Regions from separate parts of the Homo sapiens genome. Here region 1 is linked to region 2. Evidence: read pairs that join two places in POLR2A ChIA-PET (ENCODE). Cell type or tissue: PC-3. All regions are shown on one strand. Links, peaks and the distances in the headings refer to the core of each region. The heading gives the core; the rest is flanking DNA.

Region 1 (7,631 bases), core at 2,810-5,309, 51 kb before region 2:
GTTGTCAGATGGGCATTTTTCTGGCCTTGTTGGTAGTGTGAATTGAGTGTGCATTTTCTTCCCAGTCCTCCTTTCCTGAGTCACCTTAGGAAAACCGACACTTCTGGTGGCCAGGAAGTTCGGAGGGCTCCTTAAATGAACCCCCATATTCCCAACCCAGCATTCATGGTCATAGTCTCTCAGGAAGCCCTTTTCACATACCTGGCACATCTGATTTCACAACTGCTCCCTGGAGCTGGTGCAGCTGTATTATTGTAATGCCCCATTTCACAGATGGGAATATTGAGCCCCAGAGAGAAAAAGGGACCAGCCCTTCACTGCCTCCAGTCCTGGCTGTGCCATTGACAAACTGGGCCTCAGTTTCCTCATCCATAAATTGGAGCTAATGCTCATCCCTCTTCGTAGGGTGGTTGTGAGAGTGAAATGAGCCATACCAGGAGCCAACTGCAGCACCTGGTGATAAAAGGGAGTGCACTTTCCTTAGGATTTTTCTGTCACCACACCTCCTTCTCTGCCTTCCAGGGTGCCTCCTCTGGCCTCCAGAGCTCCAGGCAAATGGCTTACATTTACTAAGAGTTTCCTCAATGCCAGGCCTGGTTCTAAAGCATTAATTGTGTGCTTAGAAGGGAAGGGACCACGGAGGTCCTGTTCCCTGCTGTCACGCAGAGCCTCATGCAGCACCTGGCATGTGGGAAGTGCTCAACGAATATTTGTTGAATTAGAAATAAACAGCCTGGGAGCACTTTGGGAGGCTGAGGTGGGTGGTTCACCTGAGGTCAAGAGTTTGAGACCAGCCTGGCCAACATGGTGAAACCCCATCTCCACTAAAAATATGAAAAAATTAGCCAGGCCTGGTGGCGGGAGCCTGTAGTCCCAGCTACTACAGCTACTAGGGAGGCTGAGGCAGGAGAATCGCTCGAACCCGGGAGGCAGAGGTTGCAGTGAGCTGAGATGGTGCCACTGCATTCCAGCCTGGGCAACAGAGTGAGACTGCGTCTCAAAAAATTAAAAAAAAAAAAAAAAAAAAAAAAAAAAAAAGAACAGCCTGTGGAACTGTGGTAGTAATATCATGTCCCCTTCACAGCTGAGGCCATGAGACCCAGAGAGGTTGAGTGACTTGTTTCAGATCACAAAGCTGGGAGGTGGCATTGAACCCAGGCACTCTGTCCTGAGGCAGGGGCTGTGTGGGGCTGCAGGGGGCCGTGTGCCTGGACGTCTACAGTGCACAGTTCCTCCTCGTTGACGCACTGTTCTCGTCCAGAGTGTTCTCCACTGCCCCTCCTAGGAGTCTTGGCCTTGTAGGCTCCAGGACGGTCCTGCCCTGTGCCACGTGACCCACTCTGGCCCTGGCTCGGCAGCTGCTCCCCAGATGTGCCCACAGTGCAATCTTCCAGCCGCCAGGCCGGCGCCTCTGGGCTGGGACTGCCGGAGCTGTGGGGGAGAGACCTTTGGCTCTGGCTGTCCCCACACCCCCAACCCTTGTAACAGGAGACTACAGGCCCCCCCACTACCACCAGAACCAGCACATCTCACGGAGAATAAGATCCAAACTCCTCCCCTGCCCACTACCCAACTGGGCCCCTTCCCTTTCTCTCACCAGCCCAGAGGCCTCCCTCCTTAAACTATTAATAGCTCTGTCCTGCCTCAGGGCCCTTGCCCTTGCTGTTACTTGTTCCTAGAACACTGATCAGCCCCAGGTCTTTGCCAGACTCCTCATTCTTCAAGTCTCAGGTCAAATGTCGCCTCCCCAGAGGCCTTCTCAGATCCCCCTAGGCTACTTTCTTTTACATTCTCCTGCTCTTATTCACTGAATTCATTACCATCAGAAATGATCTTTGTTTTCTTGTGTATTTGCCATTCCTTGCCTCCTCCTCCCTGCCCAGGCTATGGGCTCTAAGAGAGCAGGAACCACGGCTCCTTTGGTCACTGCTGTGTCCCAGAGCTGAACTAGGGCCTGGCCCAGAGAAGGTAAGCAACTTGCTCAAGGTCACACAGCGTACTACTTGAAATACAGTAATGTTTAGAGTAGTGTCCTTTGAAGAATAAATTGTTGCCTTATGGTTCAGTGTACTCCTGTGCAAAATGGGTACAAAATATGAACTTAACCTGCAGAGTTATGACACTTCTGCACTTAGCACATGGTAAGCATTCAGAAATGGAAACCACAATAGACCGTTTTGTTTCCATTCTGGGGTGTCATTTTTCCATCCCCCAAACCCGGCAGGAGGCTGTGGGTGGGCACATAAAGGGTGTGGGGCTTCAGGCTCTCTCCCTTTTAATAGGAATGAAACCCCTCAGTTTTCTCATCCACAAAATGGGGACTGTCCCCAGGCCCTCCCTCCTAAGGATTCTGTGCTGTGCCCCTGGGTTGTTTCAGGGAGTGTGGGGGTCCAGGCCTGTGTCCACCTTTCACCTCCCATCCTGTTTTCCAGAGAGGCCCCAGAACAATGGACGGGAGGCTGGAGCCTACCAGTCTGGGCCCCTCCCAAGTCCCCTGCCGATGGAGGGGGGTGGGGTTTTCCTGTGGCTGGACAAAGGGCCATTGCTGCCCAGGGTCTCCAGCAGCCAAAGGCAAGGGCAGAGCCAAGGCTCAGGGAGCTCCCATCTTAGGTTACTCAGCATAGGCCAAACCTGCAGGGTTACACAAACACACTGCTTCGCACACCCACAGAGCAATATACAAATGCACACACCCACACGCCCAACGTGGCATTTATATGTACGACTGACACAACAGACAAACCCAACAGCCACACACCAATAGACACAACCTGCCAAATGCACAACGCACAACAGTACACCATAATATACAACCAACACACTGACCTCCGCGCACACTACCGAAACACCAAATCTGCATAACCAACACACCAAAAAATAGAGACCAAGGAGGAAATGTCTCAAAACACCCCATTATCACTCCTAACAGAACCACATGCAATGAATCCTCTCAACAAACAGGACACACAGACACATGCACCCACACTACAACATTGCAAACACTACACACACTTACATCTATACAGTATTACTCACGCCAAAACACCTGGGACTCCAAGATGCCAACACACATGCCCGCAGCCTTAGAGAAGTCCACTGCCTGCAAAAGGATAAACTGGCTTCCTGCAGGCACCCACTCCCACAGTGCACAGACCCAACCAACACCCACCTGCACCAGGCCAGAGACCTCCCACCACAGCCCTTCTAGAGCACACAGTCCCCTTACTCTCCACACATACACAATTCAGAATCCTGCAGAAAGGCCAGGTGCGGTGGCTCACGCCTGTAATCCCGGCACTTTGGGAGGCCAAGGCAGGCAGATTATATGAGGTCGGAAGTTCGAGACCAGCCTGGCCCACATGGTGAAACTCCCTCTCTACTAAAAATACGAAAATTAGCCAGGCGTGGTGGTGCACGCCTGTAACTCCATCTGCTCGGGAGGCTGAGGCAGGATAATTGCTTGAACCCAGGAGATGGAGGTTGCAGTGAGACGAGATCGTGCCACTGCACTGCAGCCTGGGCAACAGAGCAAGACATCGTCTCAAAAAAAAAAAAAAAATCCTGCATCAGCCCCAAGGACACACAACCACACCCATCCAGGGCTCAGGCCTCTCTCTCCTCTTGCACCCATGAATGCAGGCCTGGGCCCTGCCCAGGGTGGAGGCGTGGGAGCTGACCTGACCCTGGCAGCCTGGGAGGCTCATGCCACCAGTCAGGAGTGCCCTGAGGCCAACTGGCTACACCCTGGGCAAAGCTCAGCAGAGGCCACTGCCCCTAGCTGCAAGGACCTCTGAGGTGAGAGTGGGGAGACTGGGCAAGAGGTCTCTGGGCCTCGGTGGTGTCCCCATATGCCCACTGGGTGATGGACGGAAGGCCCCAGAGGCCCCCTCACAGAAGCAGTGGCCCTCCTCTCTGGCACCCAGCCTGACCCTCCTTTGACTCACCTGCCTCCCATATAACTGGCTTCCCTCACTGCTCCAGGGCCCGGAACCCAGGAACCAGCTGAGGTTGAATGTCTCAGGACCCCGCCCAGCTCCCTGCCCAGCTCCCTGCCCACCTCACAGAGCCTGAGGCAACCACCACCCTCCTGGCTCAACCCAACCCTGAGTACCCAGTCACCAGGGGGCGGCGCCTCCAGCTGCACCCTCACCTCAGGCCGCTTCAGAGCTGTACTCCTCAAATACTATGACTCATGATAATGTACGTTTTCTTCTAAAAAGTATTTTTTTTTTCTGGCTGATGCAAAAGCAACGATGTGCTGTTTAAAAGGAAGCTATAGGCCAGGTGCGGTGACTCATGCCTGTGATCCCAGCATTTTGGGAGGCCAAGGCAGGCTTTGAGTTCAGGAGTTCAAGACCAGCCTGGCCAACATGGTGAAACTCTGTCTCTACTGAAAATACAAAAAAAGGCCGGGTGCAGTGGCTCATGCCTGTAATCCCAGCACTTTGGGAGGCCGAGGCGGGCGGATCACGACGTCAGGAGATCAAGACCATCCTGGCTAGCATGGTGAAACCCCGTCTCTACTAAAAACATATAAAAAATTAGACAGGCGTGGTGGCGGGCGCCTGTAGTCCCAGCTACTCAGGAGGCTGAGACAGGAGAATGGCGTGAACCCAGGAGGCGGAGCTTGCAGTGAGCCAAGATTGCACCACTGCACTCCAGCCTGGGCGACAGAGCAAGACTCCATCTCAAAAAAAAAAAAAAAAATTAGCTAGGCGTGGTGGTTCGCGCCTGTAGTCCCAGCTACTCAGGAGGCTGAGGCAAAATAATCGCTTGAACCAGGAAGGTGGAGGTTACAGTAAACCGAGATCGTGCCACGGCACTCCAGCCTGGGCGACAGAGCAAGACTTGGTCTCAAAAAAAAAGAGTTTATGTGATTTAAGTCTGGGCGCGGTGGCTAATGCCTGTAATACCAACACTTGAAGAGGCTGAGGTGGGAGGATGACTTGAGGCCGGGAATTCAAGACCAGCGTGGGCAACATAGCAAGACCTCTCCATAAATAAATTAATAATAAAAATTAAAAATTAAGGCCCGGCGCGGTGGCTCACGTCTGTAATCCCAGCACTTTGGGAGGCCGTGACGGGTGGATCACGAGGTCAGGAGATCGAGACCATCCTGGCTAACACGGTGAAACCCTCTCTCTACTAAAAATACAAAAAATTAGCCAGGTGTGGTGGCGGGCGCCTGTAGTCCCAGCTACTCAGGAGGCTGAGGCAGGAGAATGGCGTGAACCCAGGAGGTGGAGCTTGCAGTGAGGCAAGATCGCGCCACTGCACTCCAGCCTAGGCGACAGAGTGAGACTCTGTCTCAGAAAAAAAAAAAAAAAATTAAAAAAAAATATCAGCTGGGCCTGGTGGCACATGCCTGTAGTGCTAGCTACTGGGGAGGTTGAGATGGGAAGATTCCTTAAGTCCAGGAGTTGACGCCGCAGTGAACCCCGATCTTGCCATTGCACTCCTGCCTGGGCAACAGAGGGAGACCGTATTAAAAAAAAAAAAAAGAGGGGCTGGGTGAGGTGGCTCACACCTGTAATCCCAGCACTTTGGGAAGCCAAGGCAGGAGGATCACTTGAGGCCAGGAGTTCAAGACCAGCCTGGGCAACACAGCAAGACCCTATCTCTACAAAAAAAAATTTTGTTAAAGCTGGGGCCGGGGCAGTAGCTCACGCCTGTAATCCCAACACTTTGGGAGGCCGAGGAGGGCAGATCACCTGAGGTCTGGAGTTTGAGACCAGCCTGGCCAACATGGTGAAACCGTCTCTGCTAAAAATACAAAAATTAGCCAGGTGTGGTGGAGAGTGCTTGTAATCCCAGCTACTCAGGAGACTGAGGCAGGAGAATTGCTTGAACCCAGGAGGTGGAGGTTGCAGTGAACTGAGATTGCGCCACTGCACTCCAGCGTGGGTGAGATTCTGTTTCAAAAAAAAAAAAGAAGGAAAAGAAAAGAAAAAAACCACACAGGTTCCTGGCAGTCAGCATTCAGTAGGCACTAGTTATTATTACAGTGACTATAATACCTCTAATTGGGTATATCCTCCACCACTGAAATACAGAGCTTTAGAATCATTAAATAATAAATGGTTATTGTACACTTGCTTTGTGCTAGGCAAAGCATGGAAAGAACATGACCTAGGCTCATGCTCTTCAGAGCTACATTTAGTTGAGGGTACCCAAATGGGAATAAACACCACCAGCCATGTGGTGCTTCCTTGCTGCTGTATCCAGATGCTGAGGACACAGAGGTGTGGTGGGTAGGTGAGCTACTGCCATCCCAAGGGCGTACTTTGTAGGAATTAGAGAAAGGAACTCCTTACTTCAAGTAGATGGAGCCTTCCACAAAAGTACTATTTGTAGCAACTTTGTGTTCCTTTCAGCCTGTTCAATGGCCCTGCAAATGTGACCTCTTCCTGGGGAGCTCACAGTCCGCTGGGGAAGACAGACCATAATGAGACAGTCACCCCTCAAGTTCCCAGTGCTGTGATGGGAAAGCACGCGAGGTTATGGGAAGCTGCCAGTCAGCTAAGGTAGACTGGGGAGGCCTTCCTGAAGGAGGAGGTGATAGTCCAGCTGAGACAGACAAAGTGAGGAAGGGTTAGGCCGATGCTCCTGAGCCCCAGCATTTGCATATCTGGGATGTCAGCAGGAGGCAACTGCTGTGTCACCCTGCAAAAAACATTAAAGTCTGGCTTGGCACGTGGCTCACACCAATAATTCCAGCACTTTGGGAGGCCAAGGTGGAAGGATGACTTGAACGCAGGATTTTGAGACCAGACTGGGTAATACAGTGAGATCTCATCTCCAGAAAATATTTTAAAGGGCTGGGCGTGGTGGCTCATACCTGTAATCCCAGCACTTTGGGAGGCCAAGGCAGGTGGATCACCTGAGGTCAGGAGTTCAAGACCAGCCTGGCCTACATGGTGAAACCCAGTCTCTACTAAAAATACAAAAATTAGACGGGCATAGTGGCAGGCACCTGTAATCCCAGCTACCCGGGAGGCTGAGGCAGGAGAATCGCTTGAACCCGGGAAGCGGAGTTTGCGGTGAGCCGAGATCGCGCCATTGCACTCCAGCTTGGGTGACAAGAGCGAAACTCCGTCTCAAAAAAAAAAAAGAAAATAGTTTAAGGAAATAATTAGACAGGCATGATGGCATGTCTGTAGTCCCAGCTACCAGGGAGGCTGAGGCAGGAGGATCACTTGAGCCTGGGAGGTTGAGGCTGCAGTGAGCAAAGATGCTGCCACTGCACTTCAGCCTGGGTGACAAAGTGACATGCTGTCTCAAAAAATAAAATTAAAATAAAGGCCTGTCTTCAAAAAGAAAAAAATTAATAAAACAAAAGTTTAAAGTCTGATAATATAGAAAATGTTGGTGAAGCCGGGCATAGTGGCTCACGCCTGTAATCCTAGCACTTTGGGAGGCCGAGGCGGGCAGATCATGAGGTCAGGAGATTGAGACCATCCTGGCTAACACGGTGAAACCCTCTCTCTATTAAAAATACAAAAAAATTAGCTGGGTGTGGCGGCGGGCGCCTGTGGTCCCAGCTACTCGGGAGGCTGAGGCAGGAGAATGGCGTGAACCCAGGAGGCGGAGCTTGCAGTGAGCCGAGATCGCACCACTGCACTCCAGCCTGG
Region 2 (7,631 bases), core at 2,220-4,719:
TCACTTGAGGTCAGGAGTTTGAGACCAGCCTGGCTAGCATGGCAAAACTCCATCTCTACTAAAAATACAAAAAAATTAGCTGGGTGTGGTAGCACACGCCTGTAATCTCAATTACTCAGTTGGCTGAGGTTTCAGTGAGCTGAGATCGCACCACTGCACTCCACCCTGGGTGACAGAACAAGACTCTGTCTCAAAAAACAAAAAACAAAGAAATACCTGCTGTTTGGTCAAGCATTGATAATCTTGTTACAGCATTTGAATCCATACCCTAACTAACCTACAAATCCCAGGATCTCCACACTTCCCCATAGTTTGCATTTTTTTACAATTTTTTTGTAGAGATGAGGTCTCACTATGTTGCCTAGGCTGGTCTCAAATTCCTGGCCTCAAGTGATCATCCTGTCTTGGCCTCCCAAATTGCTGTGATTACAGGCATGAGACACTGTTTCTGGCCAGTTTTTATTTTTGAAAAAAGAGCTGTGGAACCCCCTTTTCAAACCTTAGGTGAGGCAGTGATCACACTAAAAATATATACGAATAAAATAATCATGAAGGCCGACTTTGAGTGCTTACTATGAGCCAGGCACCATGCTGAATGCTTTCCACTTATTGACTCGCCATCTTAACAACATGACTGTGAAGGAGGTACTAGATTAACACTTTCATTTTACAGATGGGAAAAAAAACAAAAACAAAAACACCCAATGCTCAGAGAGGTAAGGCGTTCACCCAGGGTCCCATGTCTAGACAATAGCAGAGTTGGAATGTGAATCCAGGCCATGGAATTCCAGAGCCCACTTCATCAGTTGCTCTATTGGAGAACCCCAATATTGGAGAGACAAAGGGAATGGTGGAGGAAGACACCCAAGGCACACTACAGGGGAAAGTGGTTAGCACTGACCTTCCTTGTTTTCCCCAGAACCCTGTGTGAAGAGCAGCTGGTACTGTCGATTTGGAAAGCTGGCTGGAAAAAACTTATTCATGAAGGGGCTGGAAGGAAAGACAAAGCAAGTCGGCAAACAGAGCCCCCATGGGCAGTCAGCCTTAACACACCCCTGCCCCATTTACAGCTGGCACCCTTACAGCTGTCCTGATAGGTAGGTGTTACTGTTCCCACTCTACAGATGTGAAAACAGAGGCCCTCAAAAGGTAAGTGATTTGCCCAGAGTCACACAGGGGTCCTATATCTCAGCTAAGACTCAAACCTAGGTTTTTGCACTCATAGTGATTTCTCTACTGCCTTTTTGTTAACATCAAAGAAATGCAAAGCAGAAGCAGATAGACTGAAGGCAAAATACCATTTTTGGGAGAGCAGAGGATCCCAAAGTCTGGCCCACATGCCACCTATATGAGTCCCTTGTCAAGAAGCATATTTGTGGACTCCCTTCCAAACCTATCAAGTTAGATGACCTGACAGTCACCCCCACCCCACTCCATGACTTGACATTCTGCTTTCCAACAGCAGGACTGAGATTTTTACAGACTCAGCTGGAATCAATCAGCCAGATGAATCATAGCCCCTGGGCAGGATCACCATCACATTCACTCCTTCCACAAGGCCTCAGTTGTTTAAGACCAGCTTGGCCTCGTCTCTAGAAGCATTCTCTCTGATTACCCAGCATGCCCCACCTCCCAGCCAGGAAGGAAGCAGAGACCTTTTCTGGACTTTTTTCAGAGCAAGATTAGCAAACCAAGGCCTCTTGACCCAGCCTGGTGGCAGTACTGTGGAGTGGCTACATGCCTGGGTGGCCCAGCACTGAGGCCTGCTCTGCCATGTGGCTGTGGGAGAGCCATTTCAGTGGCTCTGTCTCCCTGGACCTCAATCTTCTCATCTGTATACAGGGCTAACAATACCATCTGTCTCAGAGCATTGCTATGAAGATATGAAAGAAGGCAGGATGAATGCTTTGCCTGGCATGGAGTCTTTAGCAGGGATGAGGCAGGCCAGGAGGTACCCAGGTCACAGTGATAAAGGGAGGGAAAAGGGAACTCTTTTTTTTTTTGAGATGGAGTCTCACTCTGTCGCCCAGGCTGGAATGCAGTGGCGCGATCTCGGCTCACGGCAAGCTCCGCCTCCTGGGTTCATGCCATTCTCCTGCCTCAGCCTCCCGAGTAGCTGGGACTATAGGCACCCGCCACCATGCCCGACTAATTTTTTTTTGTATTTTTAGTAGAGAAGGGGTTTCACTGTGTTAGCCAGGATGGTCTCGATCTCCTGACCTCGTGATTCGCCCACCTCGGCCTCCCAAAATGCTGGGATTACAGGCGTAAGCCACCGCGCCCGGCCAAGGGAACTCTCTTTAAAGACCCTGGTGGCATGGAGCAAGATGTAGATTCAAGAACCCTCTCTGGCCAGGTGCAGTGGCTCACGCCTGTAATCCCAACATTTGGGAGGCTGAGGTGGCGGATCACTTGAGGTCAGGAGTTCGAGACCAGCCTGGCCAACATGGCAAAACCTCATCTCTACTTAAAAAAATACAAAAATTAGCCCGGCGTGGTGGCAGGTGCCTGTAATCCCAGCTACTCAGGAGCCTGAGGCAGGAGAATTGCTTGAACCCGGGGGGCAGAGGTTGCAGTGAGCTGAGATTGTGCCATTGCACTCCAGCCTGGGCGACACAGCGAGACTCCGTCTCTAAAAACAAAAACAAAAAACCATCTCTGGGCCTCTATTTCTCCACTTGTCAAAGAGCCGATCCCTCCTAGCCTGTAGGGCTGTGGTATGAATGATGGGAGGGCTTTGTGAAGAGAAGCGCAGCAGGTGCAAGGCCAGAATCGGAAATGGGCTCCCACAGCAGGGTTCTGAGGCGGTGGGAGGCAGAAGCTGGGTGGGTGACAGGAAGCTACTTTCAGATTAGTTTGCTGAATCAGTTTTGGGGGAGTCTGAAGCCAGGGTGTGAGTGCAGGTATGGATAAGAACTCTGCCCATCTTAGCCGGCCTCTTCCTTAGGAGCTTGGTGCTCAGCTTCTCAACCAGCAGAGTGTGACAGTTAAAGACATGGACTCCGGAGCCAGACTTCCTGGGCTCAAATCCTAACTCTGCCACTTATTAGTGGTCTGATCTTGGGAAACTTACTTAACTGCTCTGTGCAACTGTTCCTCATCTGGAATGCTACAACACCTTTCTTGTAGGGCTATTGAGAGGATTAAATGAGCACTTGGCACCCTATAAACTTAACTGCAGCTTCAACTTCAAGTAGCAAGTCTCTAGATTGATATCTTTGTTATTCCAAGAAAAGAGAGGCTGCTTAGCACTACACAGGGGAGGAGTCAAGCAACCTGGCTAGCGCGAGCCTGTGGACTTGAGAATAGAGGCCCCGTCTCATCATCTTCACCCTACCCTGGGGTGAAGATACCTGGTGCCTGCTAGACATCTGCTAAAATGCTTGCTGAATGACTCTGAATGCAGACTTTTGTAGCAGGCAGAGATTCTTCCTGGCCCTTGATGGCTCATGTCAAACGTAAAGGTCATTGCTTCCCACTGACAAGCCACATCCTGGTGCCCTTCTCCCCTGGGGGTGGAAGGCAGGGTCAGTGAAACTGGTGATGTGGCTTCCTCCTCTGGGGTGGCAGATCTGGTCCTTCTGGGCATTTTTTCCCTCTAAGGTCAGCTGGGTGGGGCACGAGCTCAGACACAGATGATGAAGTAAGCCGAGGTTCCCTTTGCAGGAAGGATGTCTTGGGTTTGAATCTTGGTGACTACACAAGGTAAGGCAGGCTGCGGCCCCTGCCTTCCTCCAATCCCCCAGGCTGGGGTTTGTTCCAAAGAGGCTTAATGTGGGCTAGGAAGTGGTGGTGGAGGTGGAGGGAATCCTGAGAACCTCAGCCTGTGCTGTCACAGCTCGGGTGCAGCTCTCTGCAGCCTTTCAGCAGGCCTCTCCTCTGCCAGTCCTTGGGAGACCACAGGCTCAATGGCAGGAGGTGGCCAGCCCACCCTCTTTAAGCTCCCCCCACTTCACTTTTGCCAAAACTGTAAAGAATAGGGGTTTTGGAGTCAGACAGACCTGAGCTCAAAACCTCACTTTGCCCTTACCAGCTGTGAATCCTGGTGGTTACATAACCCCTCTGAGCCCAATTTCCCTGTCTTAAACCTTTGGATCTGTTGTTTGGATCCTGAGGAAGGTCTAAGTTTGTGGATACAGGCAGCTGATCAAAATTCTAACAACACTGTAGACTTTCCTTGAGAAAATATTTAAGAAAACTCGATTTAATTGAAACATCCATTTAATTGGTAGACCAACTTTCTAAAAAGCATGATCAAATCATCCCCTACTTACTAAAATTATTTTCACTGGATTCAGTTCTTTTTCATGTTAATTTTACAATAATGATTTCCTTCATCTGACAGTTTTTGGTCCCCATCAAATTTTTTAGTGGACCAGCTTTAACCCCATATGGTAAGCATACCTTCTGCCTATGGCCATCCATTATTCTTTTTTTTTTTTTTTTATATTTTTCAGATGGGGTCTTACTCTGTTACCCAGGCTGGAGTGCAGTGGCATGATCACAGCTCACTGCAACCTCTCTGCCTCCCAGGTTCACGCGATCATCCCACCTCAGCCTACCGAGCAGTTGGGACCACAGGCACGCACCACCATACCCGGCTAATTTTTGTATTTTTTGTGGAGACAGGGTCTCAACATGTTGCCCAGGCTGGTCTTGAACTCCTGAGCTCAGGTGATCCAACAGCCTAGGGTTCCCAAAGTGCTGGGATGACAGGTGTGAACCACCATGCCCAGGTGATCCATTATTTTTAAAAGGTATGGTTTTCCCAGGTCAAATTTTGTTGCTCTAAATTTCATTAAGAAAATTATTCTTCTGTTAGTTTCTAGTCACTCATACATTTTACCATGTGCAGTTTTAGCTGCTGTTGGTTTTATTTTCTGTTGATAATATCTATCTCTAAAAATTATGAAGTGGCTAAAAGACAGATAGACAATTATTTCTTTTTTTTTTTTTTGAGATGGAGTCTCCCTCTGTCACCCAGGCTGGAGTGCAGTGGTGCGATCTTGACTCATTGCGACCTCCACCTCCTGGGTTCAAGTGATTCTCCTGCCTCAGCCTCCCGAGTAGCTGGGTGCGTCATCACACCCGGCTACTTTTTTGTATTTTTAGTAGACAAGGTTTCACCATGTTGCCCAGGCTGGTCTTGAACTCCTGACCTCAGGTGATCCACCTGCCTTGGCCTCACAAAGTGCTGCGATTACAGGTGTGAGCCACCGTGCCCACCCTCAATTATTTCTTGACATAGATTACTCATCTATGAGAAATTTGGGACAATGTCCCTTAGTTATTATTCTAAAAGGGAAAAAAAGTCTTTGGTGTCAAGATGATAAAGGTTCAAAATACCCTGCCTAGGCAGCTGGGTAGAGATAAGATCTTCATTGTAGGGTTGTTGCTATAACATTAAATAATCAGTTCCTCAGCACACAGCCTAACAGTGGCTTTCAAAACCCACTGGGCTCTCTGAGGTGGAGGCTGGGCTGTGGGGAGACTTGGGGGTCTCAAGCGTCTCACAGATGCTGGGGTAGGATGGGCTACAGTTGGGGAGGATCCTAATCAGCATGGGAAAGGAGGACACCCAATGTCTGCAAGTGACTGCCCCCACCCCACCCCAGGTCCACCACGAAAGGACTGGTTTGTCCTGTGAGCAAGGGCGACTGGGCCTGCCATTATCTTGGTTGGGTCCAAGTCACTCAGGTTCCCTGGGCCTCCATTTTTCAGGATGCGGGGCTGGACTAGAATTCTCCCAAGCTAGCTAGAATAGAATTTTGTGGGTGAAGAGTCAGTGCAGGTGAGGACAACAATGACCTCAGTGGGAAGACCAGAGGTGAAGTCTCAGCTGTGTAACCCTGGGCCAGCCACTAGGCTCACTGTGTGCTTGGCACTGTGCTCTAGGGATGTTACAGCCTGGGGCTCACTAGACCCTCCCCACACCTCTGAGGAGGTACCTGTAGTCTCTCCATTTTATAGGTAGAAGAACTATGCTCAGAGCTTGAGTAATTTACACATATTAGAGCTGGCAGCACCAGGTGTTTGTCCCAAGGCTGCCTGCCTCTTGACCCTGTGCTCCTGACTACCACACTGTCCTGCCAGTGTGCCTAGAAGAATGAAGCCACATTCATATTGGCTTTTTTTTTTTTTTTGAGATGGAGTCTCACTCTGTCGCCAGGCTGGAATGCAGTGGTGCAATCTCGGCTCACTGCAACCTCCGCCTCCCAGGTTCAATGATTCTCCTACCTCAGCCTCCTGAGTAGCTGGGACTACAGGCATGCACCACCATGCCCAGCTAATTTTTTTGTATTTTTAGTAGAGACGGGGTTTCACCATGTTGGCCAGGATGGTCTCAATCTCCTGACCTTGTGATCCGCCTGCCTTGGCCTCCCAAAGTGCTGGGATTACAGGCATGAGCCACCACCTGGCCTCATATTGGCTTTCAATGCTTTTGGGAGCAGATTCTGCCCATGCCCTCAATGTGCACAAACTTTCTAGCACCTGACCTCTCCCTCCTTTGTACGTCTTCCAGGTTTCCTACCCTTCAAAGAAAGCTAAGTTCAAGGTGAGTTCCTTCCTTCTGGGAACCCTGGCCACCTCTTGGTCTATCAGTGTTTCTCAGCCTGAGGCTGCACCTCTTCAACGGGGCAGAAAGAAACATACTGGGACATCTCTGTAGTCACAAGCTGGGGAATACTGGTATGCAACTCCCATTTGGTGAGCAGGGCAAGGTTGCCAACTGTTTGTAATACATGGGATAGTCCTGCAGAATGGAGAACTGGCCTGTCCAAAATAAAAGTAGCAACCCCCTCTAATGAACCACTCTCCCCACTGAAAGGACACGAGCATGTGGCAGTTTGAGTTAGGGTAGCAGTGGGAAGAGGATGGGCTCTGGAGCCACACCTGGGTTTGAATCCTGGCTCTGTTGCTTATTAGTGGTGTGATCCTAGCAAATTTCTTAACCTCTCTGGGCTTCAGTTTCCATGACTATCATACAGGTGTGAAAGCAAAAGCAACCCATATAAGGTTGTCTGGCAGGTTAACACAGATAATGACAGTAACAGCTAATAGTTACTGAACACTTTAAATCACCAGATACTGTGCTAAAAGCTTTCCACATGACCCCATGGGAAGGGCACTATTATTTTTCTCCACATTCACCAGGAAATTGAGGCCAGAGAGATTAAGTAACTTGCCCAAGATCACAGAGCTATTAAGTGGCAGAGTCTGGACTCAAAGTAAGGTAGTCAAATGCCAGAGCCCACGCTCCTAACTTTTCACTATGCTGCCTCTGGCTCCTTACGAAACACGATCATGTGTGAGGAGCCCAACATGGCACTTAGCACACAGCTAGGCCACAACACCCGGCAGGTGGTACTGGTGTTACTCACCTGAGTACTGTCACAACTAACATGACATTACTGCTCACAAATCACTTTCCCAACAGCTGTGGTGGTGGAAACACCCACCAGATCCTCATCATGTCTATAAGGAAACTGTGGCCCAGAGAGGTCATTGTTCTTGTCCTAGTCATCTACAGTGTGCAGGGGAAAGAGTCCCTTGAGTTTTATAGCCAGGATTCAAACCTGGCTCTGAATGATGCCAAAAGTCATGTTCTCATCCAAGACCCTGTACTGGTT

Evidence for each region. Peaks named below come from ENCODE experiments on the same cell type or tissue, not always from the same donor. Only the 100,000 strongest peaks of a DNase experiment are listed, where the experiment ranks them.
Region 1: POLR2A ChIA-PET joins it to region 2 with 8 read pairs; 27 of 35 experiments call an interaction of 5 or more read pairs at or near these places.

The regions. Positions count from the first base shown.
Region 1 is chr20:31,589,976-31,597,606 of GRCh38, reverse strand. No RefSeq gene overlaps it. Among named protein-coding and RNA genes, the nearest start is that of ID1, 11 kb to the left of the region's middle. RefSeq lists enhancers at 1-347, 1,113-1,878, 1,879-2,643, 2,644-3,409, 4,176-4,941 and 2 more and a silencer at 1,647-1,941. In PC-3, for the core only: a CTCF peak has its summit at 4,174; DNase peaks (open chromatin) are centred at 3,686 and 4,106; H3K4me3 peaks cover 820 bases; H3K27ac peaks cover 1,917 bases.
Region 2 is chr20:31,538,306-31,545,936 of GRCh38, reverse strand. It overlaps HM13 (histocompatibility minor 13), which reads right to left. Exons shown (of 13, transcript NM_178581.3): 4 at 902-990. Among named protein-coding and RNA genes, the nearest start is that of MCTS2, 5.3 kb to the left of the region's middle. In PC-3, for the core only: no CTCF peak of the experiment used is centred there; a DNase peak (open chromatin) is centred at 3,546; H3K27ac peaks cover 1,280 bases.